Linked DNA regions of Homo sapiens: all the other regions are linked to region 3. A link is a loop called in an ENCODE intact Hi-C map of the cell type or tissue named here. Cell type or tissue: psoas muscle. All regions are shown on one strand.

Region 1 (8,000 bases), 160 kb before region 3:
ATTCCAACTCACCCAGGTAACGTCCACCTCCCAGGCTTGGTGCTGGCCTCCCCTGCACAGCCAGCACGCTCCCCTCCTGCAGGGACAGCTACAAAATTTGTGAGGCTCAATGCAAAATGAAATCACAAGGCTCCTTATTTAAAAGTATTTTCAATTTTAAGATGACAGAGAAGCAAGTCCAGATATTTGAATAGAGTTAAAATAAATGGACTAAACCCAACAGTGAAAATTAAAGATCACCAGATTAGATTTTTTAAAAAATCCAATTGTATGCTATATGTAAGAGATACATTTGCACTTACAGGCACAAAGAGCATTAAAGTAAAAAAGAAAAAAAAAGAAAAGTACATTTGGCAAATGCTAATCAAAAGAAAACTGAGATCACTGTATTAATATCAGTTAAAAAACTTTAAGGCACAAAGAATTTTAATCATAGAGAGTCACTAAAAAATGATTTCTAAAAATAATTCAATAATAGAATTTAACAATTTTAAACCTCTGGGAAGTCTGTCAACAGTTACTAAATACCTGAATTAAATATTGACAGATATATAGGGAGAAAATGAACAATGTATCATCCTAGTGTGATCTTTCAACACCTTCTCAATTACGGTATGTCAAACAGGAAAAATTATCAAAGCTATAGAAGTTTTGAGCCACATCATCAGCATGATTTAATGGACATATATAGAATTCTGCATCCAACAATTGTGGAATCACATTGGTCTCAGAAACACACACGAGACATTTACCAAAATTGGCCATGTTGGAAAATGTAAGACAAGTCTCAACGATTTCAAATAATTTGTATCCTACAGATTATATTGTGTGACTATGATGGAATTAAGTTAGAGATCAGTAAGAGAAAGGAAAGTGAAAGTCCTCTACCTATTTGAAAATAAAAGACCCACTTTTAAATTATTCATAAGACAAAGAAGAAATTGAAATGGAAATTTAGAAATATTTAATGATAATGAAAATACTACATTAAAACTTGTGAGATGCAAATAAACTAACACTTACAGGGACTATTTTAGCCTTACACTCTTTTATTTAAAAGAAGAAACTCTAAATATTAATGAGTTAAGCATACAGCTTAAAAAGTTAGAAAGTGAATCATTGCATAGACCCAAATAAAGTAAATGTAAGGAGATAATAAAGGGGACTGGAAATCAATTAAATAAATATTCAGTAGAGAAATAGAACCAAAACTTGGCACTTTGAAAAGGTTAATGCAATAGACAAATGTCTAGTAAAATTGATCAGGAGAATAAAAGGGCAAAATAAGCAATACTAGGAATGGAAGTAGACGTGACTGCAGATAAAGCAAAAGTGAAAATATGACACGAATAACGTTTTGCTAGTCAATCTGAAAACTTAAACAAAATGAAGACATTCTAGAAAATATAACTTAGCAAAACTGAATCTACAGAAAATTGTGAATAACATTAGAACTAGCAAATATTTTGAGGCATCAGTTAAAAATCTTCCTACAGAGAAAAATACCAAGCTGTCATGGTTTTATAGGACACTTATACCAAAGTTTTAACCTTATACAAATTCTCCCAGTGCATAGGAAGGAAAAATATTCCAAACCTTTCTATGAGATCAGTATGCCTCGATACTCAAGCCAAACAAAAATAGCACATGAAAGAAAAGCAAACAACAAAAGGAAAAAAATATTACAGGTCAGACTCACTCCTGAACACTGTTTCAATATCCTTTAAATAAAATATTGGCAAACTGAATCCAACAGTGTATATAAAAAATGGTAATCCCAGTGTCTACATTGCACTTATTGCAGGAATAGAAATAGGATTTAATATTAGAAAGTCTATACACGTTATTCTCAGCATTAACAGGTTAAAGGACAAAAGCCCAACGATTTTCTCAATAAATTGTAGAAACCACTCTGTTTTCTCATAAGAGCTATGCAAAGAAATTCACCTTTTTAAATACATATTTTTAAGGTTCTGTTAGATTTAAAATATAAACAACTGCTGTGGGAATAGGGGTAAGGATCATTTGCACTCCTTTTGTGTTGATGTTATCGATTTACAAGATTTTAATAAAAGCAATGCCTAGTGCAAAGAAGATAATTAATACTAATTGATTCCCTGTCTTGGAGATACACGTGCTCTGTGTATGGGTGCTGGAGAGCCCAGGGCCAAGCCTGAAGTGGTCCATGCAGTCCTGTACCCCTGCACCCATCCCTTCCCTGCACCCACCCAGTCACTGAGTCCCTGGCACCTGCACCCCATTGCCCTGTGCATATTCTCATGTCCTGCACTCTCTGCATATCAGCCCTGCCTCTGACAGCATGACCCTTGGCACCTGCCAGTAGCTGAAATAAATGAAATCTCAGCTCCCTATACAGTTTCTTCTGCCTCTCTTGCATCCATAATGAGGATGGTCACCAAGCAACCAAAGGCCCTCAGCTGTGCCTTTCTGTCCCAGGACGGATGGGGGAAACCCTACCTCCCTGGCTCCAGGGTATCACTTCAGAGAGTCTCCCAGCCCTCCTGAATCACAGAATTGGTTTCTCTGCAGAACTACCCACAATGGAATGTCACCAGCCACAGCCTATGTACAGTTTATTGGATAAGACCACAACCAGGGCAGAAATAATCAATATCTACTTATTGTTAGGCTGATAGATAAAATTAAGGGTAATGACTAAGAGAATAGAAAGGCATAGCTACAATAATACTATGATAATACTACCAAAGAATAGAAAGGCATAGCTACAATAATACTAACAAAAAAGCATTACCCATCAAGCACAATGGTTTTTCTTGCCAAGAAGGCTGGGAAATGATAGTTCAGCAAGATTGCTATATAAAATATAAACATATAAAAATCAGTTGCATTTTTGCTTTTGCCAGTAATAACCAATTACAAAATGAAATAGAGAAATTACATTCACAACTACTAAAACCATAGCATGTCTATGACATAATCTAGCTGATAGCGTGCCAGGCTTCCCTGGGTTCGGGAGAGGCTGCCTTCCCAACAACACTGTGATTCAGAGGCACTGGCAGGATCTCAGATCTCTCAAGTATTTCTGGAATTGGTGACGGGATATTACATGTGTTCAGAACTCAGACAGGACAGCAAGACTAAGCCACTCCATGCCTGCTCAGGGTTTTGCTTTTGCTTTTGTTTTCTTCCTTAGCTTCATGTTGAGCTTCAGTCTTTTTCTTCTGGTCACCTGCACAGAGCTCTTCTGCTCCTATCTTCTCCTCTGACGTTCTTGAAGCTTCTGGGTCAAAGCTACAGGGTGTCTTCTACAGGGAATGGGAGGGAAATTGTTTCTTTTAGCATTCTCCTCAGCTAGCTAGCAATATCAAGACAAGCAATAAAGAGACTTTTTTTTTTTTTGTAGAGCTGCCCTTTTCACTGGTGGAACAGAAGAGCATTTTACACTGTCAAACAGAATACACAATATTAGCACCTGAATATCCAAAATGAAACTCAAGTGTAAAATTGCCCTTTCTAATGAAGGAGTCATCAGTTTATGAAATGACAGCGGGACTCCTTTGCAAACATTTATTTTGAGATCTCTAAATAGAGCAAGATATTAAAAGCCAAATATTCCAAACTGCTCTTGTTCAAGTATTATTCAAGTTCAATAAAGAATTACGGTGAAACAAAAAGTTAGTTACAATAAGAAGGAACACGACTCTCTAGGGTTTGGTTTGGTTTTGTTTTTCCTCATTTTCATTTCATCGGCATGAGTCTAAAATACCAGACTTTCTGCTTCAAAGTAGAGGTACCTGATAATGCAGTCGGATGATTTTATTTTTACTTTCATCATCAGCCATGTCCTCCACAGGGTTCAAACGAAGCGAATTGGTTTTAGCTGCATCAGAAGAAAAAAATCAGGTGACAGATTCTGATGCAGGACAGGTAAGCCCCCACACTGAGGCATAGCCCAGGAAGGTTCTTGGCTTCACCAGGGAAAGGAATTCAAGGGTGAGCCGGTGACATTAGACAGCAATCTTATTGAATGGCACTGCTCCTCGCACAGCAGGGCTAACACATAGTCACTATTCCCACAGTCAGCAGTGTATGGGCTCTTGGCAACTGTATTTATACCCACTTATACCCATTTTCAACTACATGCAATTTAAGGGTGGGGTTATTGCAAATTGAGGGGTGGGTTATTTAGAATTAGCTAGGAAAAGAACAGTAACTTCCTGGTCGTTGCCATGGCACCTGTAAACTGTCATGGTGCTGATATGAGTGTCCTATGCTAATGAACAATGAGGGCTACTAGGGATAGCTTTCATTGCTACCTGCTTATTTCTGCTGGTTTTTTCACTTTATCCCATAGGGACCAGGAAATTAGTCTTACCAGTCTCTTACCTCAACACCAGAGTTCTCAAAATGATCTAACCTCTGTGACTATAGTGCCCTGGCATTGGGTTGAGCCAATTAGATTAATCTGGAAGTGTTAGATTAACTCTCTTTTCTCTTGGGAAGAGCTCCCACTCACAGGCTCCTCAGGTCCTCCTGCAAATGGCCTCTTTACAAGTTCTCAGGGGAGGATGAAATATCTTCACCGTAAATTTTGTCAGCCCTCTTCTGAGCCAGTGTTGTCAGAAACCCAGGTAGGCTGATCAGATGGCCATGATCTTAGATGCCATCAAAATCCACTAAGAAGAGCATGGCAGCATGATCTATTTTTATTCTATCCTTGCTGTCTCTTGAGTCTTCTAACTAAAATAAATACTTTTAGAGGCTGTAATACTAGGTTCTGTATAACATTTACTGGCAATGCAAACATAAATAAGACACAGGAATTTGTCTCATATTCATCATATAGAAAAAATAAGATGCCTAGATTGCAATACTATGTTACAACAGAGGCATGTTCCAGAAACACGAGGGCCCTGCAACAAAGGGCTTTGGCTACGTGAGAGACCTGCGGGGCACTCAGGAAAGATAAGTAGTTGGGAAAAGAGAGAATGATCTTCTAGGCGGGGTGTCCACACATTCATTCACTCAGTTAGTCATCATCCCTTCAAAACACGTATTAAGAGCCAGGCACTGTTCTGGGTACTGGGAATGAGGGTGTGTGGACAGGAAAGGGCTAGGGCTTTGGCTCCTAGACCGATGCCTCATAGGTGTTTCCACCTCACAGTATCTTCTGCTGATCTATTGGTTCTTCCACAAGGATAGAAACCCTCCAAAGGACACAGTAGCCAACTTAAAGGGGGTCTTGCTGGCCAACCCTGGGACATTTCGTCAAAATAAATACTACTAGTTACAGATTGTAGCCCTTTGGATAAAATAGAAATCCATCAGTCTATAGCTTCTAGGCAGATGGAATAGCAATGCAAAACCAAAGACTAGAATGAGTTTGATGTGTCTGAGAAAAACTTAGAGAAAAAAGTACTATATCTGACGAAAAAAGCAAAGGTCAGGATCACCAATATATCAAGACTTCACCCAGGTCTCTAGAAAGAAAGCAGGATAATCCCCCCAAAATATAAATAAAAATAGGTCATCACAGAGGAGAAAATAAAACAGGAAGATGAAACATAAAAGGATGTTCAGTAAAAATAGTAACAGAAACAATCAAATCAAAGCAAATTTTTACAAACAAATTAGCATTTGGGGTTCTATTTTAATTAAATAGTTATTTTGACATCAGAAGCTTTTTAGATAATTTCAACTTTTTAGAGGCTGAAAGGTACATATGCAGGTTTTTTGAGGTTGAAAGGTACATATGAAAGGTACATATGCAGGTTTGTTACAGGAGTACATTGCATGATGTTGAGGTTTGGGGTATGGATCCTATCACCCAGGTGGTGAACAAAGTACCCAATAGGTAGTTCAACCCACAACCCCTTCCATCTCTCCCACCTCTAGCATTTTCCAGGGTCTCTTTTTTCCACCATTATATCCATGAGCACTCAATGTTCAGCTCCCACATATAAGTGAGAATGTGTGGTATTTGGTTTTCTGTTCCTGCATTAATTCACTTAGGATTCTGTCTTCCAGCTACATCCATGTTGCTGCAAGGGACGTGTTTTCATTTTTTTATGGTTGCATAGTATTCCATGGTGTATATGTACCAATTTTCTTTATCCAATCCACCATTCATAGACACCTAGGTTGACTCCATGTCTTTGCTATTGTGATGAACACACAAGTGCATGGGTCTTTTTGGTAGAAAGATTTATCTGAGAAGGAGGGCATATACCCAGTAATGGGATGTGTCCTTTTGGTACAACGATTTATCTGAGGGGGAGGGCATACACCCAGTAATGGGATTGCTGCATTGAATGGTAGTTCTGTTTTTAGAAATCTTTGAGAAATCTTCAAACCGCTTTCCACAGTAGCTGAATTAATTTCCACTCCCACTGACAGTGTATAAGCATTCCTTTTTTCCTGCAGCCTCACCAGCATCTGTTATTATTTGGCTTTTCAATAATAGCCATTCTGACTGGTGCTAGACGCTATCATTGTAGTTTTGATTTGCATTTCCCTGATGATTAGTGGTGACGAGCATTTTTCATACGTTTCTTGGCCACTTGTAAGTCTCCTTTTGAGAACATGAAAACCTAAAAAAACCAATAACAAGTCCTGAAATGGAATCAGTAATAATAAATTAAAAAACCCTACCAAATAAGAAAAGCCCTGAACCAGAAGAATTCACAGCTGAATTCTAGCAATGTACTGAAACTATTCCAAAAACTCAAGGAGGAGGGGTTCCTCCCTAAATCATTCTATGAAGCCAGCATCAGCCTGATACCAAAGTCTGGCAGAGACACAACAAGAAAAGAAAACTTCAGGCCAATAATCCTGATAAACATAGATGCAAAAATCCTCAACAAAAGACTAACAAACCGAATCCAGCAGTATGTCAAAAAGTTAATACACTATGATCAAGTAGGCTTTATTTCTGGGGGAAAAGCTGGTTTGACATATGCAAAGTAATAAATGTGATTCACCACATAAACAGAATTAAAAGCAAAAAACACATGATCATCTCGATAGATCCAGAAAAATCCAATATTCCTTCATGAGAAAAACCCTCAACAAACTAGGCATCAAAGGAATATATCTCAAAACAATAAGAGCCATCTCGCAAAAACCCACAGCCAATATCATACTGAATAGGCGAAAGCTAGAACCATTGCCCTTGAGAACTGGGACAATAAAAGGATGGCCACTCTCGCCACCTCCTATCAGTGTAGCACTGGAAGTCCTAGGCAGAGCAATCAACCAACAGAAAAAATTAAAGTCAGCCAAATAGAAAAAAAAGAAGTCAAATGATCTGTCTTCACTGATGATATTTTATAAATGGAAGTATTAATATATTAAGAATATATGATGAACTTCCAGATACCTTGTGCTTGAACTGTGCCACATTTGCAGAGAGAAAGAGAGAGGCAGAGGCAAGGGCAGGGAGAAAGGGAATTTACAAATATTATACTATTATTGGCAAGAATTTTAATGAATTGAAAGACAGAACTGTCAAAAGACTGAAAATGCATTGTTAAATACTTTATGAAATATAAATTATTAAAATTGTTTGTCAATTTGGGAATATTTATCAAATTTTCAGATACAAATACACATCCTTCAGCAATTCCACATCTAGGATTCTATCCTAAAACAATGCTCACAAATCATCCCCAATATCAAATGTACCAAGATTTCATTACACTAATGTGCTAACAGCCAAAGTCTGGAGACAACCTGAATGCTCTCCAGGAATCTGCTGGTTAAAATCCACGATGATACCAACATCATCATGAGATACCCCTTCACACTCACTAGAATATTTTTAAAACAATGAAAGATAATATGTGTTAGCAAAGATGGGGAGAAATTGGCCAGGCATGGTGGCTCACGCCTGTAATCCTAGCACTTTGGAAGGCCAAGGCAGGTGGATACCCTGAGGTCAGGAATTTGAGACCAGCCTGGCCAACATGGCAAACCGCATCTCTACTAAAAATACAAAAATTAGCCGGATGCAGTAGCAG
Region 2 (8,000 bases), 390 kb before region 3:
ACAGCACCCTTGAACTCTGTTTTAAAACCTGACCTTTCAGGACATGAGAATCCTCCACCTTAGCCAGCTCCGATTAGTGAGTAAGGAGGAAACAGAACCCCCTAAAAATCACATGAACACGGAGGCACGGCCCAGATGACCCACGATTGCCACAGCCCTGGGGCCACCCTGGGAGCCAGCGATGCTGGGGCTACCGGGTGAGAGCAGTGCGGGAGCCCCCTTATACCATAAGGGCCTCCATGCTCCAATTCCTCTTTCTAAGGAGGTTCTCAGGAGGCAGCTGGGCCACTGCAGCTGCTGCTGGCATCTGGGTTTGGGTGCTCTGGTTGTGGTGGCCCAGAAGGCTGATGGAGTGGATGCTAAGGGACAGTTGCACAAAGGGCTGAGGGCCCTGGGCCATCCCACCGGCACCCTGGGCATCCCCAGAATCCCCTCCAGGGTCCCCCAAGACCTTGCAATCATGGACCACCAAGGCCCTGGTCACTGTCTTAGATACTGTTGCTTCTGCACCAATGGAAGGAAAAACCCACACACCGCCACCCCCCTTCCACCCTTACCCTCATCTCAGCCCCATGACACCCTCATTCCAGTAACTCCTTCCATTCAGCAAAACCCATTCCCCAGCTCTCTGGACACAGGGTGAGCACAGCCCTGCTACAGAAAGTCCCCTCTTGCTGTTTTACATAAGACCCCTGCCCTGGGCTAAAGGCCAACTTGGGCCTCTCCAGCTGCTCCAGGGCTGGAGGCTCCTCTCCTCTGAGGCAGGTGATTCCTTGGATATCTTATCTCTCTCCCCAGATGGTGGAAACCTGGGAGACAGGATCAATAACTAATTCTTTCTCCCTCAAATAGTGCTTAATACTTAAATATCATAGAACATGATGATTTTTTCAATGAATAAGTAATTAGTACAAAGGCCAGCTTTGATCACTTTACTTGAGGGATCCAGGGTTTATTTTTCCTCTCACAGGATATTAAAATCAAAAACTTATTTGGAGAATAGGGGTCTAGATTGGAATGACTGGGGGAAGTGAGGTGAGGGAAGAAAGATGGAGAGAGAGAGAGACTGGTACAGACACCTGCACATTTGGGGATAAACAGCCAGTGCTCCGTGGGAGATGGGAGAGGGACCTGGATCTTGGGATCTTGCCCACCACACCCCAGCTTGTCTAGAAAGTGCCTCAGGAGTTCCAGACAAGCACAGAGGTCCCAGCAGACACCTGAAAAAGGTTTAGAAAACCACTTTTGTTCAACATCCCAAATCTTTGCGCCACCTTGCAACTTACCAAGGATGCAGCAGGGTCAGAAGCTCCCCATCATTTCTGCTCCCGGAGCGCAGGTGCAAGAGCATCCATCCCTGCAGGGGCAGGCAGGTAGGTACCCAACAGGATTGCAGTCTGGCACGTGGGAAATCCCGTGACTCCTGGTCCCCTCCCTAATTCTCCTAGGAACATGAAGCCCCCCATTGAGCTCTGTTAGTTCTCCATGGGGCTAGGCTTCAGGTGATTGGAGAGCCCTGCCAAGGCCAGCCATGGATACACTGTGGACAGCACAGCCCATTTTTAAAGCTGCAGGTAGAGCAGAAGTCAGCTGCTAGTACATCCAGGTCTTGAAAGGTGTGTCTGCAGCCTTTCCTGCTGTAGAAATAAAGACAATCAGAATCTGTGTTGAAGAGAGTTAAGAACACACTCCTTAACTCAAATAACATTTTTTACTATACATTTTGGAAAAGTTATTACATTATTATGTTTAAGGTAGAAAAATAGAGCCTACATGTGAATATCAAAGCAGAATGCATGATTGATTTTCTCTCAGTCTTAATTTAGAAATTTTTGACAATCAATTATCATAGAGGCAGAAGGAAAGTCAATCCCAGACACTGCGGTCAGAATTACCGACTAGTTGCAGGCCTCTGGGCACCTTTCAAAGCGAAAGTATCAGTGTCCTTCCTCTACTGCACACATTGGGATTTTCTTATTGCTCTTCTCTACTGATGAAGATGGTGCCATCAGCCCACTTCAGAAATGCATGTGCTTGGGTCAGTTTCTAAGAGGACACACTGGATTTAGGTGGGTTCACCTGTGCCCTCTGGGCCTGCATAGAATAGGGAAGTCATCATTTCTTTTAGTAAGTGACAGAGTTAGTTTCATCTTTTGTCCTTACCATGGAGCAAAACTCTCTGGATGCATTGGGAAGATGGTGGAGGTAAATTCTGATCACATGCACATATGTTGCAGGAGAGTTGACTCCTCACAGGGCCCGTCAGCCCCCACTTTCTTCTCAAGGGAGGCCATAGCCACTTGGTTGGAGACTAGGCAGATGGGATAGGTTGGAATAAGTAAGCAACTTGTGGGAAAATACGTTTCAAGTTGAGCTGTGTCTTCCAGTGCCGACTCCTAAGTCAAAGCCAGGGAGACCAGGGAGCTCCCCCTGGCAAGCAACCCCTGCTGCCCCATCTGGGCCTTTTTGTTCGGCACCTATGTGGGTGGCCAAAGCCACATGCTCCTTGGTTGTAGCCCATTCTTGCGGCTGAGCCTTGGGGCTGATGGAGGTGGGATCAGAGGAGGTCACAGCCCAGCAGGTCCCTGTGTTTCCTGAGCAGCCAGCAGAAAGGCCTTGCCTTCGTGTACTTTACCAAAGAGCAGATGGAGAGTTAGCTGAGCATAAACAAAGAGCAGAAAACCTGATTGGAAAAAGGGCCCATTGTCTGTGACTTTCAGTCTCTCACAGGCGGCAGAAATTACTTTTCTGCTTGAGTCATGAGCAGAGTGCGATGCCCACATGATGGCATTTGTTAGGCACGTTGGGTGTGTGTGCTCTGAAGTTTCTAAAGCACCCGGGCTACAGAGCTGCCCACCCAGAGCCTTCCAGACCAGCTGATGTCCCAGATTGGCTCAGAAAGCTTCTTTTTCAGATGGAGCTTGGGCACCCTGAACAATCTTATGTACAGGTTTGGGCCAAATGCTCTGTGTCCTGTGCTAATTATTTTCTATTTCTGGCCACCGCTGAGGTAGCTACCTGTCTTTATAAATCAGACATATTGGAAACAACATCCAATCCAATTACTACTCCAAAAATTCAACATTTTACAGGCTTTTGTTTGCATTATTTTTGGTAGGAACTATGGACTTACATATTGCATCTTAAAGCAACCCAAATTTTCAGATGCATCTAGGCTGGATAACCCAGTTATCTTTCTGACACATTATATGCATGCCAAGATGTTGGTACGTTTCATGAATCAAATCCAAACTCTCAACTGGCACTTAGTACCCACTGCCATGTGGCCAACCTGTCCCCATTGCTGCATCTGGCACTCTCTCATGCCAGCTTCTCCACGCTGCTCACCACTCCCCGTGCACACCCCTCTTATCACTTAGGGCCAGCTCCTTCCACGCTGCCTGACAGAATAGTGTGTTTGGAATTGTGGGACTGACGAGGAGGTGTTAATGTAGCTTGTTTCCCTTGCGCAAGATAAACTTCTCAAAGACTGTTATATTTATCCTCTATAATATATACTGCCTTGTCTTGCATATAATAAGCCCTCACTAAATGTCTACTGACTAATATCTAATATCTGCTGGCTGAGTAACTAAATGAATGAATAAATGAATGGCAAGCTTGAGGATAGTAAGCTAAAGGAATAAATAAATATTTGAGGTTCACAATAGTAAATGTCTTAATTGATACTGTTCTTAGTTGCATTTTCAGAAAGACAAAAAGTTTTATCAGACAATTTTTTTCTAAGGGAATTTATAACATACCTTTCACAGCCATGATTTTTATTTTTTTAGAAGGCAAATTCCATAAGATTTGGGATATGCAGAGGTTTCTTCCTTTAAAGGAAACTACTAGATACATTCTAATTTTGCAAAATAGTTTATCCTAACATTTTTAAATCAATGGTTACCTTTATATTCTCAAAGTATAATTGATTGTCAAGATAATTTGTACCTTTCTAATTAGAGAAGCCTGAGAAGCCACTGATTGTAGAAATTTAGTTTTCTCTATTAATTCCTTGCTGTTTAAGAATTATCTACAGTTTCTAAATGAAAATCAGGCATACAAATGCAAACACACACACGCCGGTAAATCCAATGCTTTAATCTGGAAAAACTTTAACGCTTTTGGTTTTATTGTCAATTATCTAAGCTTTTTTATGTGTTGACCCAAATTTGATCCTTCTTAATGGGAGGTTGTGCTTGTTGATTCAATTTGGATATTTAAAATACTTGTAATTGCTGTCTTATTACTCATTCAATCAATCCATATTTATTATGGTATGTCAGATGCCATTCTAGCCACTGGGATATCTCTGTGAATTAAATAGACATAGTTCTTGGATCGAAGAAACAGATGATAAATAAAATATATCAGTGAAACATACAGTATTTTAGGTAATACATATTTTGGAGAGAAATAACCCTGGAGAGATGGCAGGTAGTGTGGGGAGGGTTGTGGTACTTTAACTCTGTTGGTCAGGGAAAGTCTCCTGGGAAGGCCATGTTTGAGTAAAGCTCTGAAGGAGGTATGTGGGAGTCATGAAGAATACTCTGGCCAAGAATACTCTGTCTTGCTATGACACAGTCAGAACTCCCTGGCTGACCTGTCGCCTTCCCCACCCACTCTCACCTCACAGCCATCACTCACCTGCACCATGTCAATTGTCCTGCCTTGGCCGGATTACCTGGGCTGCTGACTAGGGGGAGCTGCAGGACCATCTCTGCCCTTGGGGGCTTTGCAGGTGGCTCCATGGCTCAGATGCAGGGCCCCGGCTGGCTCTTTCCTCACACCACCATCATCCACTCTGACAGCACATGGGGCGGCTGCTGTGGGACCACACTGAGAGCAGCCGTCCTCATCTGGTTGATGGAGCTTCCCCTTTGTGGGGACCCACATGTAGATTTAACTTATCTCTCAAGATGGCTTTACTTTTCCTCTATATAATTCAATATTTATATCATTATAGACATTTTAAATGATCCAAAATTGTGTTCATCCTGAGATATGAGTGTGCAGAATATTGAGCACAGCTTATGTAATCACTGAGTTCATGCCTTGAAGATACGTTCAGAATCTATTCCTACTCCATGAAAAGTAAATTGAACCTGCAATTCCATGCTGGTATCTGCCCTAATCACCAAGGAGAAAGACTGTAGATTCCATTACTGTCAAACCTTAGTCCCTATAACAACCTGCATTGTTAGAGGCTTTAAATAATTATTGAAATTCTCCTCAGCTCTCTCATACTCTAATTTAAGACCATTTTTTACGTTCTTTTCTCAATGGGTACATCTCCTTTATAAAATAATCTTTTGTAGCTGTAATCTTTCCATCTTTTCCCTATTACATAAACCCAGATTGCATAACCACAGCCAGCCTCATGTAAAATTGTCAAATAGGTCTTTCTCTGAGTCTGTTTGTCCTACTTGCAGGCACTCTTGACCAAGACTCAGGCTCTTCTGAAGCAGGAATGTTCTGGGTATTTCAGATAATACATATTTTGGAGAAAAATAACCCTGGAGAGAGGGCGGGCAGTGTGGGGAGGGTGGTGGTACTTTAACTTTGTTGGTCAGGGAAAGAAAAGCACTGTCACTAAGCTAAGGATAATTTACAGAAGATTTAGCTATTTAAACATTCAGTGCAGTCTGGTTAGTTGCTAATATTACAATGTCGGCAATAAATAGTTTTGACGCACATCTTGGAGATGACCCTCTCTGCCCACTGTGGTTTCTAGGTTTCTAAGACACATGTGGTCTCCTGCACATGAGGCCACGGAGCCCATCTGCTGATAACCTTCATACACTGGGTTTTCTCTGCAGGAATTTGAAAATCCTGTGTGTCTTCTCATAGGTTTTTAAAGTCCTTCCCAAGGTCCTAAGAAGTTGCGATAATGGAATTCTGATGGCATAGCAAGAATCCTTTTGCTCCCTTAAAATGCTCAGTCTTCTGATAGGGGCAAGTCTTGCCCCTTCCGCAGTGGCATGTAACATGCCCTCTCATGTGGATACCGCACAAGTTCATTGCTTTCCGCAAAATGCAGTATTACTTAGCTGCCATGTCTTATTTAGTACAATGAGAGATGCTTTCCTTTAGTAGGATCCACATAACTGAATCATGTAATATTCATGTCCCACGTCAACTCTCCAGTCTTTCTAGCTATTATCTCTGAGGAAAGCATGACCCAGCTTCATGTGCATACAACGTGATCTGGCTAAGACGGGATTTATAAAGCCAGGAGAGCATTCCAGGCTAATGGCTGCATGTTTCCCAGCACTGCTAGTAGAGACACGTGGATGTGTGATCCGGAAGGGGTCACAGATGTCATCTAATCAAACCTATACAATGTATAGATACATAAACTGAGACCCAAGGAAGTGATGTGCCTTGGCCAAATGTCAGAATTTAAAAATACAGATGTTTTGAATGAATAAGATGTCTGCATCATTCTAATGGCGTTTTAAAAAATATATAATGATTGTCACATGGAAAAAAATAAAGACATGGTCATGATGTCGAAAGACTAGAAACATCTGTCAATGCTGCGATAAATGACAATTGTAAAGGAGGCATCAAGAGAGGGAAAGAAGGGATAAGTAACTAACAGCAAGTAATGAGTTTGTGTCGGGCCAGGCTGACATAGGCCTCCCTGGGGTTATAACCTTGGGATCTGTATTCTTCTAGCACTAATTCTGAATCATATAAACATGCAGAGCTGCATCTATGCTTATCCCTATTCTGTGGGACCACACCTGGGCTGAGGAGGATGTAAATTGGCATGAAGATACCAGGAATCCCAGTGAGTGCATCAACTTACCTTTAAACACATCACCGCAGTATCTCACCTCTGGCAGGGGTATGGGAATGGGGAGCTGCACCTTGGTGGCTGCTGGGCTTCCTCAGGAGAGGAAGATGCAATGTCTGCTGTAGCCCCGCCCTGCATCCTTCTACAAAGCTAAGTACATTCAATATTGGGTTAAAGATTGCTTATATATCAAAAGCAGAAGAACCAGTTTGACTGGGCCACAACCTCTCCACCATTCAAAAAAATACAAGAAAAAGTAAAAGATCAAAGAAGCAAACAGGAAAGAAATAACAAAAGACAGGCAGTGAGGCAGAAAGTAAGACAGGAATGACACAAGAAACGATAGAAATAAAAAGAAGGAGGGCTGGGTGCGGTGGCTTACGCCTGTAATCCTAGCACTTTGGGAGGCCGAGGCGGGTGGATCAGGAGATCAACAGATTGAGACCATCCTGGCCAACAGGGTGAAACTCTGTCTCTACTAAAAATATAAAAATTAACTGGGCGTGGCGTTGTGCACCTGTAGTCCCAGCTACTCAGGAAGCTGAGGCAGGAAAATCGCTTGAACTGGGAAGTGAAGGTTGCAGTGAGCCGAGATCGCACCACTGCACTCCAGCCTGGGTGACAGGGCGAGACTTCATCTCCAAAATAAATAAATAAATAAATAATAAAGAGAAGGAGTAGACAAAAGAAAGAAAAAGTGAAAAAAGAAGAAAAAGGGAAACGAGACAAAAGAGAAAATGAGAAAAAGAAAGGAAAATCGACATTCCATCCCATCATCTAGAGTTATCCCTTATTTAACTTCTGAGGCTTGCTCATTGTGGATCCTTGGAGACCCATTGTGGCCCAACAACCTTGGGAAGTGGAAATGAGCCGTTCTCATTGGTGATCTGCCTTTGTCACTACATAGAAGAGCATCGCCTAGGACAAAAATACGGGAAGCAAAACATTGACAGAGGCTCACGGTGCCTCCTGACCACATGAAATTTACTAATCCCATTTCTTCACCTATACAGTGTTCAAACAATAAAGGCTCCCAAGGTGTGATATGTTAAATGCAGGCAATATAGAGACATAACTTAATACATATCAGCTCACTATCCTTCCCTGATGGCGTACATATTTGTTATCTTTGTTTGATTTTTAAATTATCATGACTCAGGTACAAATAAGAACAGATTTCTGCATGCCAAGACAA
Region 3 (8,000 bases):
GATATGACATCCCCTAATTTTGGCCCCAGACTTTGTCTCCATTGCCCTTCTATGTGGCCTGTAACCTTCCATCTGCATCCCACCCGAGACTGTCTACATCCCACCCTGTTCAAATCTAGGGCAAATGGTTTCAGTGCTCCTTTCTCCTGGGGAGTTAAGCTTTCTTGTCCTTTCTCACTTTGAAGAGATTCCTTTATTTGCTGCTAGCTCAACTGTGCATTAAAAATATTTTAGTACATGCCTGTAATCCCAGCACTTTGGGAGGCCGAGGTGGGCAGATCACAAGGTCTGGAGTTCGAGACCAGCCTGGCCAATGTGGTGAAACCCCGTCTCTACTGAAAAATACAAAAATTAGCTAGGCATGGTGGCAGGCACCTGTAGTCCCAGCTACTCAGGAGACTGAGGCAGGGGAATCGCTTGAACCCGGGAAGCAGAGATTGCAGTGAGCTGAGATCGCACCACTGCACTCCAGCCTGGGTGACAGAGTGAGACTTCATCTCAAAATATAAAAGTTAAATATATATATATTTTAGTCAGCATCTTAATCATGCTATTAGTCTACAATTCTGCAGAAACCCCCTCTTTATTTTTGACTTCTACTGGGCTCTACTGACAATGAGTGGGCAGGTTTGTGGTTTCCAGGAGTACCCAGGGATTATGGATTTAAAGCACATTTCAGGCTTCATCTAAGAGAGGTGAAGATGTTTGCCCTTCTTAGACAAGGGAGCCAGGCAGTCCTCTGCAGGTCTACCTTGCAGAGCATCAACAGGGGAAGCCTGCTCCTTCCTCAGGACGCTGGTCCATTGCAACTGTAAAAATATTCTGTTTTAAAAATATTCTCTTAAAATGATTTTTATATTAGTCTTTATTTTGGTCACTGTAAATGTTGACCTGAATATGGATATGACTAAATTTAAAAGTAAATGTATCATTCCTGCAAACTGACTTCTACCCAAATTAAACTTCAAACTAGTCCTAATTATTTTCTCAAAATGCTTAGCAATTATTTCTAATTTTAAATGAATCAATAGGTAGAAATATATATATTACTATCTTTTTACATGACCACTAGAAATTGTGTGTGTTAACTGTTCTTTGAGGTTTTTGTGAGAAAACATTTTGGTTGACTAAGTCCATGCAAGTTTCAGAACTGAGAAGGGAAGTGTTTAATCAAATCTGGAATTATATAAAAAGGTTGTGAAATTATCTGGGGTAAAATCTATTGAATAAGGTGGATATAATCTTGAAATCCTTAATGTGTTTTGTTCTTTTTTCTTGCAGAAAAAGAAGAACCTCACATATGAATGCATACAATATGGCAGTGAGAAGGGGCAATGCACCCAGGAAAAAGGCAGGCTCCAGAGAACAGGCAGAGAGACCTAGTTTGCAACTTCTGTCTGCCACTCACCGGCTCTTGCAGCATGGCTCTTATGCCATAGGCTGTGCACGGTGAAATCTGCCTCGGGATGGCTGCTCTGAGCACTGTGCCTGGTGCCCAGGTCCCCAGGCAGCCGAAAACACACTGCTTTTGCTTTCCACGCACAAATGTGCCTCATGTGGTCAATTCCCGGGACCTGCTCTACAGGCCCAAGGTAACCAGCATCTTTCTTCTTCCAAGAGATGATGGAAATGACTATAAACCAAGTCTAATCTTTCTGCCACTTTTTGTCGTTTCTTTCCCCAGCTTAAGATGGTGAAAACACAGGGTCTGGGGGAGAGGAAACACATTTTATCTTAGGCCATTGGGTACTTCATGAGGATATTGGAATCAGCAGGCAGGTTTAGAGAATCTGCTTCGTGCTTTTCACAAGTCCACATTTTCATTGATGTTAAGGTCACTTAGCCTGCCTGTGCCTCAGCTTTAGAAGCAGATACAATGATAGTAATATCTGATTTTCAAGCATGTTCTAAGGAAGACAGAGATTGAGTATTCCTTGGTTTAAAAGAAAAACCAAGTTAGTTCTGAAAAACTCTTTATCAAGCAAAGATTTTTGTAATGCCTAATTAGTTAAAATTAGTGGCATGAAATTACTTCAATAATTAACAATATTGTAATATCTATGTTTAAACTTGAAAATTTCATGTAAATCCCTGCCCATTCCATCCCCATAAAACAAAATGAAAATCAAAGATAAAGGCAAAAGAAAGCGATCAAAATTACTTCATCTCAATAGTGAAAGACTGCTAATTCTATAAACTAACAAACCACCAGGACCTTGCCAGAATAACAAAATGCAGTGCGGTTTTGTTAATGCAAAGAAATGTCTTTTTTCTGTGTGTGTTTTGCTTGTTTGTTGTTTTTTTGAGACAGAGTCTTGCTGTGTTGCCCAGGCTGGAGTGCAGTGGCATAATCTTGGCTCACTGCAACCTCCACCTCCCAGGTTCAAGCAATTCTCCTGCCTCAGCCCCCTGAGTAGCTGAGGTTACAGGCATGCACCACCACGCCTGGCTACTTTTTCATATTTTTAGTAGAGACGGGTTTCACCATGTTGGTCAGGCTGGTCTCAAACTCCTGACCTCAGGTGATCCTGCCTCAGCCTCCCAAAGTGCTGGGATTACAGGCGTGAGCCACCGCACCCAGCCCAAGAAATGTCTTTTGAGCGGAAATGTCTTGTGAGGTCAAATTCTCATTATCTGAATGGACATTTCTTGGGGGCACTGTATTTTGTGTCGAAAAAAAGTTTTAAGCCCTACCAAAAATTTGGGGATGACTCTTATAAAAATATGATTTATGATACACTTGTCTTGTTTCATAATTGCTACACCAAGACAAAAGACAATTACCAGGGGTGCAAGGAGCCCCATGAAGCCATGAGAAACTATAGGTGCTCCCCTTTCCACCTCGATCTGAAAGACATGCAAGTATTCCTAACCCTTTTTAACAACAACAATTCCAGGCAAGTTATATTGCGATTATTTTTTAATAATCACTATCACAATAATACAGACATTCCTGTAGGCTAAATGCCTTTTAATAAAGGACTCTATCATCTTTCCCCAGAGACTTTTTTTTTTTTTTTTTTAACCAAAGGAAACGTAGTGGTCAGAAAACACAGGGCAACAGGCCAGGAAGGGCTTTCTCCTCACAGCTGCACACTTTCACTCGCACAACCAAGTCTTCCTGAGCAGGGGGTGCGCAGGGCTCTCCTTTCTGGAGGTCAGATTCGGGTTGTCCAAACATTTGCCAATGTGACTGTGGTTTTCCATTAAGATATAGTGAGTCTTGGATTATCTGCGAGTGGTCAGGGTGGGAGCAGGTTCCTTGGCAGGTGGGAGAGGTGCCCTGGGGCGGGCAGAGCGCTGGGCATGTGCAGTTTGGCCATCCCACAGGGTCAGTGACTCTGCAACCCTCCTTCAAAACACGGTGGGGCACAGCAGGATGCAAAGACACAGAGACAGATTACTTCATCGCAAACATGCTTTTGCCTCTGAACTCCAACTCCTGAAACATTCCAAGGTGTTATTTTCTTACAAAACTGTTGCAATATTCGAAAAGTATCTAATTTCTCAATGCTGTCTGTAAAGCTCTTTATTGGAAGTTCCCTCTCAAGCGCTTTAGAAGCGTTGCCGCCACTGGCTCATGCAGTCTTTGCTTCTGTGGAAACGGCCCCTTTGAAATATACATGAGGAACATGTTTGAAAAAAGATGGCATTGGGTGGATTTGAAATACGCCTTTTGTTTCTTTTCTTTCCTAAGCCTGTTCTTGGTCTGAAGAAGGAGAGCTTCCATATGAAAGAACCGTTTTGAGAGCCAGGGTTCATGATCAAAGCGCAGAGCTCTCCCTGCTGGGGAGGACAGGCGGCTGCAGGGCTCACGTGGGCACCAGAGCCGGGGAACTGAATCAACATTATTTCCCACTAAAAACACTTGTATGGGGTTAGTAATAACAGTAACCAAAAAATCAGCTTGGGAAGCCAGGCATAGCATGTTTTTTGTTTGTTTGTTTGTTTTAGTTTGAAGATTTCTGTCTCCCTGACTCCTTTCTCTTTGCTCACTCGGGCATATTGTGGAATTTAAATGAAAAGAATTGTCAGATGAAAGACAAAATGAACCTCAACCTGTGAATAATAATAATAAAAAAAACCCTTCACAATTGCATAGCTTTTTTCTTAAGTGCATTAAAAAATAGATACGTAGAGCTAAAGAAAGCCAGAAATAAGGAAAGTAAGCTTATAGTTCCTAGAATTATATTCACGTTACTTTAGTTTATCCAATGCCAGTGCTTCTATTTAGAAATTAACATGCTGCACTTCAAAACTGCGTCAAAATCCAGAAAACTTACTTTCTCATCTCGAAGCAAGTTTTACAAACACAAAGATGCATTTAAAACATTATTCCGGATGATTGCCAATGTGATAGGGGTTAAATTTCTGTCTCTTAAAAAATACGAAATAGAAAAGGTCAGGAGAGAGTGCTTTAAAAATTCTATTTTCTGCTCCACTGCAGACTTAACAAACAGATTTTCAACATGCAAATAAAGGATGGCCCTCCGTTACAGAAATTCAGAACAAAAGTTGTTGGAACCCTCGGCTTCGACTGCAAGTCACAATTTCCCTCCTTCCATGAAGGTGCAGCAACCACAATGCAGATGGCTCTCCTGGACAACGGAATATGTTTCCCGTTTCTCAAGCAGGAAGAATAAGTATGTAATTGGCATTCTGGAGAATGACCTGCAAGAGAAGCTCATTGTTTCATAAAGCACTTTCGCATTTTAAGGTAGGCACAGGGTCCTGTTTGGTTTTCTCCTCCTTGGCGAACACATGTCTCCTGGAACACAGCGACACAGCTCTAAAGAGCATCGCTGCTGCCAGGGCATTGTGAGCTCAATTCTGCATTTACAGATGTGTTTCCACACTAACAAGGCCCTGGATTAAGTAAACATCCTACAATTTGTAGGTTCTTCCGCCTTGTAGACCATTTCCCCTTCTTCCCGGGACACGAGGGGTGATTTGAAAGAGAAGCTTATGAACAGCTTCTGAGTGACTAATGGGAGCGTCCTGGAATGGCTGGGGTGGCTCAGGATCACCTGTTCGATAGGCTCAGGACCCTGGAGCTTTCCCCATACACCTTTTTTATGTCTGAGGCAGCTGTAGGGCTGACAGAGAACCTCATTTAGCAGAAGACATTCCTGTAGGCTAAATGCCTTTTAATAAAGGACTCTATCATCTTTCTCCAGAGACTTTTTTTTTTTTTTTAACCAAAGGAAACGTAGTGGTCAGAAAATACAGGGCAACAGGCCAGGAAGGGCTTTCTCCTCACAGCTGCACACTTTCACTCGCACAGCCAAGTCTTCCTGAGCAGGGGGTGCGCGGGGCTCTCCTTTCTGGAGGTCAGATTCGGGTTGTCCAAACATTTGCCAATGTGACTGTGGTTTTCCATTAAGATATAGTGAGTCTTGGATTATCTGCGAGTGGTCAGGGTGGGAGCAGGTTCCTTGGCAGGTGGGAGAGGTGCCCTGGGGCGGGCAGAGCGCTGGGCATGTGCAGTTTGGCCATCCCACAGGGTCAGTGACTCTGCAACCCTCTTTCAAAACACGGTGGGGCACAGCAGGATGCAAAGACACCGAGACAGGTTACCTCATCGCAAACATGCTTTTGCCTCTGAAGTCCAACTCCTGAAACATTTCAAGGTGTTATTTTCTTACAAAACTGTTGCAATATTCTAAATGTGACTATTATTCAAAAATCAAAATGTTTACTTTATTTGAGGTTTTGCTACATTTTTACCAAGGATAGTTTTAAGAATCTCGCTGGTGTTGGCTTGGACTCGGGGATCCCGGCACACACGTCCAGCAAGTGTGGGGTTCCAGCACAGCCGCCGTGGAGGATCTGGGGCACAGGGGCCTCAGGCCTGACAGCGCCCGGTCCCTGGCGGCGAGCCAGGAGGCGCACCCCTAGAGGAAGCTCCTGCATCCCAAATCCTAAGCCCCGCGCCAGCGAGCCTTCCCGCAGCCTGCCCAGCAGCTTCGCTTCCAAGGGTCACGAGCTTCCCCAAGTAACCCGAAGCCCACGGAGGCCTCGACCCTTCCACCCCAGGGGACAACTTCCCCAGTGGAAGCGCACGCACAGGGCCGGAGTATGCACTGGCAGGAATAAGTAGCTGAAGAGGGCAGAAGGAGGCACCTCAAGTTTTATCCACCTCTGCGACGACTGTAAGTGACCAACGCGCAGGGAGTGCAGCACGGCGAGGTCACTGTTAGGCACCTGCCGGCAGGCCTGCGGGGCGGGGTTGCAGAGTCGGAGGCGGGGCTGTGGGTTCGGAGGTGGGGCTGCGGGGGCGGGGCTGCAGAGACTGGGCTGCAGAGATGGCGCTGCGGAGGCTGGGCCTGCGCTGCGGGTTCGCAGCTTCGGGTACCAGGATTGCAGGGGCGGGGCTGCGGGGGCGGAGCTGCGGGGGCGGGGCCGCTGGGCCTCAGGGCCTCAGGCTACGGGCGGGGCCGCCAGGGCGGGGCTACGAAGGCGGTGTCCTCAGCCCTGAGACCTCCATCTGCCCGGGCATCTCTGCGAGGGCAGCCAAAGACCCGCCAGTCAGTGCAGCCCCGGGAGAACAGGGCCTGGGCGACAGGGAGAGGGCATTCCAGTGCCGACCCGTTTCAATGTTTAATTTGCTATATGCATACAATAATACACAGGCAAGAGGAGGCTATTCAAGAATAGTATATATTGCATTACAAGTGAAACTATTAAAATGGATATAGTATAACAATAATTAATACAGAGAAACAATACCTAGGAGGGTCCGTTTATGGCTGTGGAAGGTCTGGTAGTTGAGGGTTTACATTCTCAGCTCCTCGCCTTCCCTTTTGAGTTTTTCAGTTGTGTACTCGTAATTTAGGGTGAGGTTATCTCAGAGCAGCAATTGATGACTGTTAAGGAAAAAGTAATATTCTTAAAGACTATGGGAAAAATTAAAAACAAAACCAGCTAGGGACTGGATTCAGTTCAAGGTGGTGGAAGGCAGTGAACAGCTTACCTTCTCCTCTTTCCAAATTTCCATGGAAATGGATCAAGGGATGGGACGGTGGGGAAAGCCATCTAGAGACCAGAGCTGTGACCCTCTGAAGACAGAAAGCAGCTGAGAAGGCAGAGGCCGCTCAGGCAGGGGGAGGGTGAGCAGACCTCGGGTGCAGAACAGAGCAGGCCGCAATGCTCAGAGAACTTACTGGGCAGTGTCTACCCAACTGCTGGGGGCATCCATGTCACCGGGAGGCACCCCCGGAGTTTCAAACTCAAGGGTTTTGGGTGAAGCTCTAGAATCTCCAGTCCTAAGAAGCCAGGTGTGATTTAGGCTCCCCACTGCCGACAGGCCCCGCGAAAGGTGCAGTTAAGAGAATGGCTGATGAGAGCTGGGCTCCAGGGTGAACGCTGGCACCTTGACACCCTGATGAGACACATCTTGTGTGCTTTGGAAGACAAGGTGGCCTGAGCCAAGGCATTCCAAGGTACTAACGTCCTTCACAAAAACACAAAGTTCTTCATGAAAGCAAGCAAAAGCATTCATTTTCATAGAAAACTGAATTATATCATTTTTATGGCTCTTCACTCACACTTCTGTTTTTGCCTCTGTCATCAGAACCTATTTCGTTGTGCAAAACAAACTGACTACAATACAGTGAGGGCGCTTTAATTCCTCAAAATTCCCCTTGGAGGGGCAAGAAAATGAACTTCTTGTTTCACAATTATGCACTCTGAATTTCCTTGAGAAAGCGTCAGGTAGATGGAAGCAAGCAAGAGAGGAAAGCATTTACAAGTTTATAGATCTGACTTTTTCAACTTTCTCCTAAATTTTTAAAACACCCCTCATTGAAACATTGTTGCATCCTAAGTCTTAATGAGGGCGGTTGATTAGATTTCCAGGTGTGAGCTCTATTCGCACTATAAATTCTTTGTAATATGGTTCTACACAAGATAATGCGTCAGGGATGCTTGAAAAAAGTAATGTTCAATGTGGGCAGGATGACTTAATTGACTAGTTTCTTTGCCTGCCAGTTCATCAGAGG

What was found. Hi-C counts contacts between places; a loop is a spot of excess contacts. Peaks named below come from ENCODE experiments on the same cell type or tissue, not always from the same donor. Only the 100,000 strongest peaks of a DNase experiment are listed, where the experiment ranks them.
Region 1: a loop joins it to region 3, with 2.2 times the contacts of the local background. A loop is called at or near these places in 7 of 110 quality-filtered maps.
Region 2: a loop joins it to region 3, with 5 times the contacts of the local background. A loop is called at or near these places in 50 of 110 quality-filtered maps.

The regions. Positions count from the first base shown.
Region 1 is chr5:5,653,502-5,661,501 of GRCh38, reverse strand. No RefSeq gene overlaps it. Among named protein-coding and RNA genes, the nearest start is that of ICE1, 230 kb to the right of the region's middle. In psoas muscle, no CTCF peak of the experiment used is centred here; a DNase peak (open chromatin) is centred at 3,001; H3K4me3 peaks cover 758 bases; H3K27ac peaks cover 625 bases.
Region 2 is chr5:5,878,233-5,886,232 of GRCh38, reverse strand. No RefSeq gene overlaps it. Among named protein-coding and RNA genes, the nearest start is that of LINC02145, 460 kb to the left of the region's middle. RefSeq lists a silencer at 4,523-4,817. In psoas muscle, a CTCF peak has its summit at 4,703; no DNase peak of the experiment used is centred here.
Region 3 is chr5:5,493,123-5,501,122 of GRCh38, reverse strand. No RefSeq gene overlaps it. Among named protein-coding and RNA genes, the nearest start is that of ICE1, 74 kb to the right of the region's middle. RefSeq lists enhancers at 2,783-3,305, 3,306-3,830 and silencers at 6,171-6,250, 6,291-6,340. In psoas muscle, a CTCF peak has its summit at 3,793; DNase peaks (open chromatin) are centred at 3,792, 5,962 and 6,382; H3K4me3 peaks cover 972 bases; H3K27ac peaks cover 686 bases.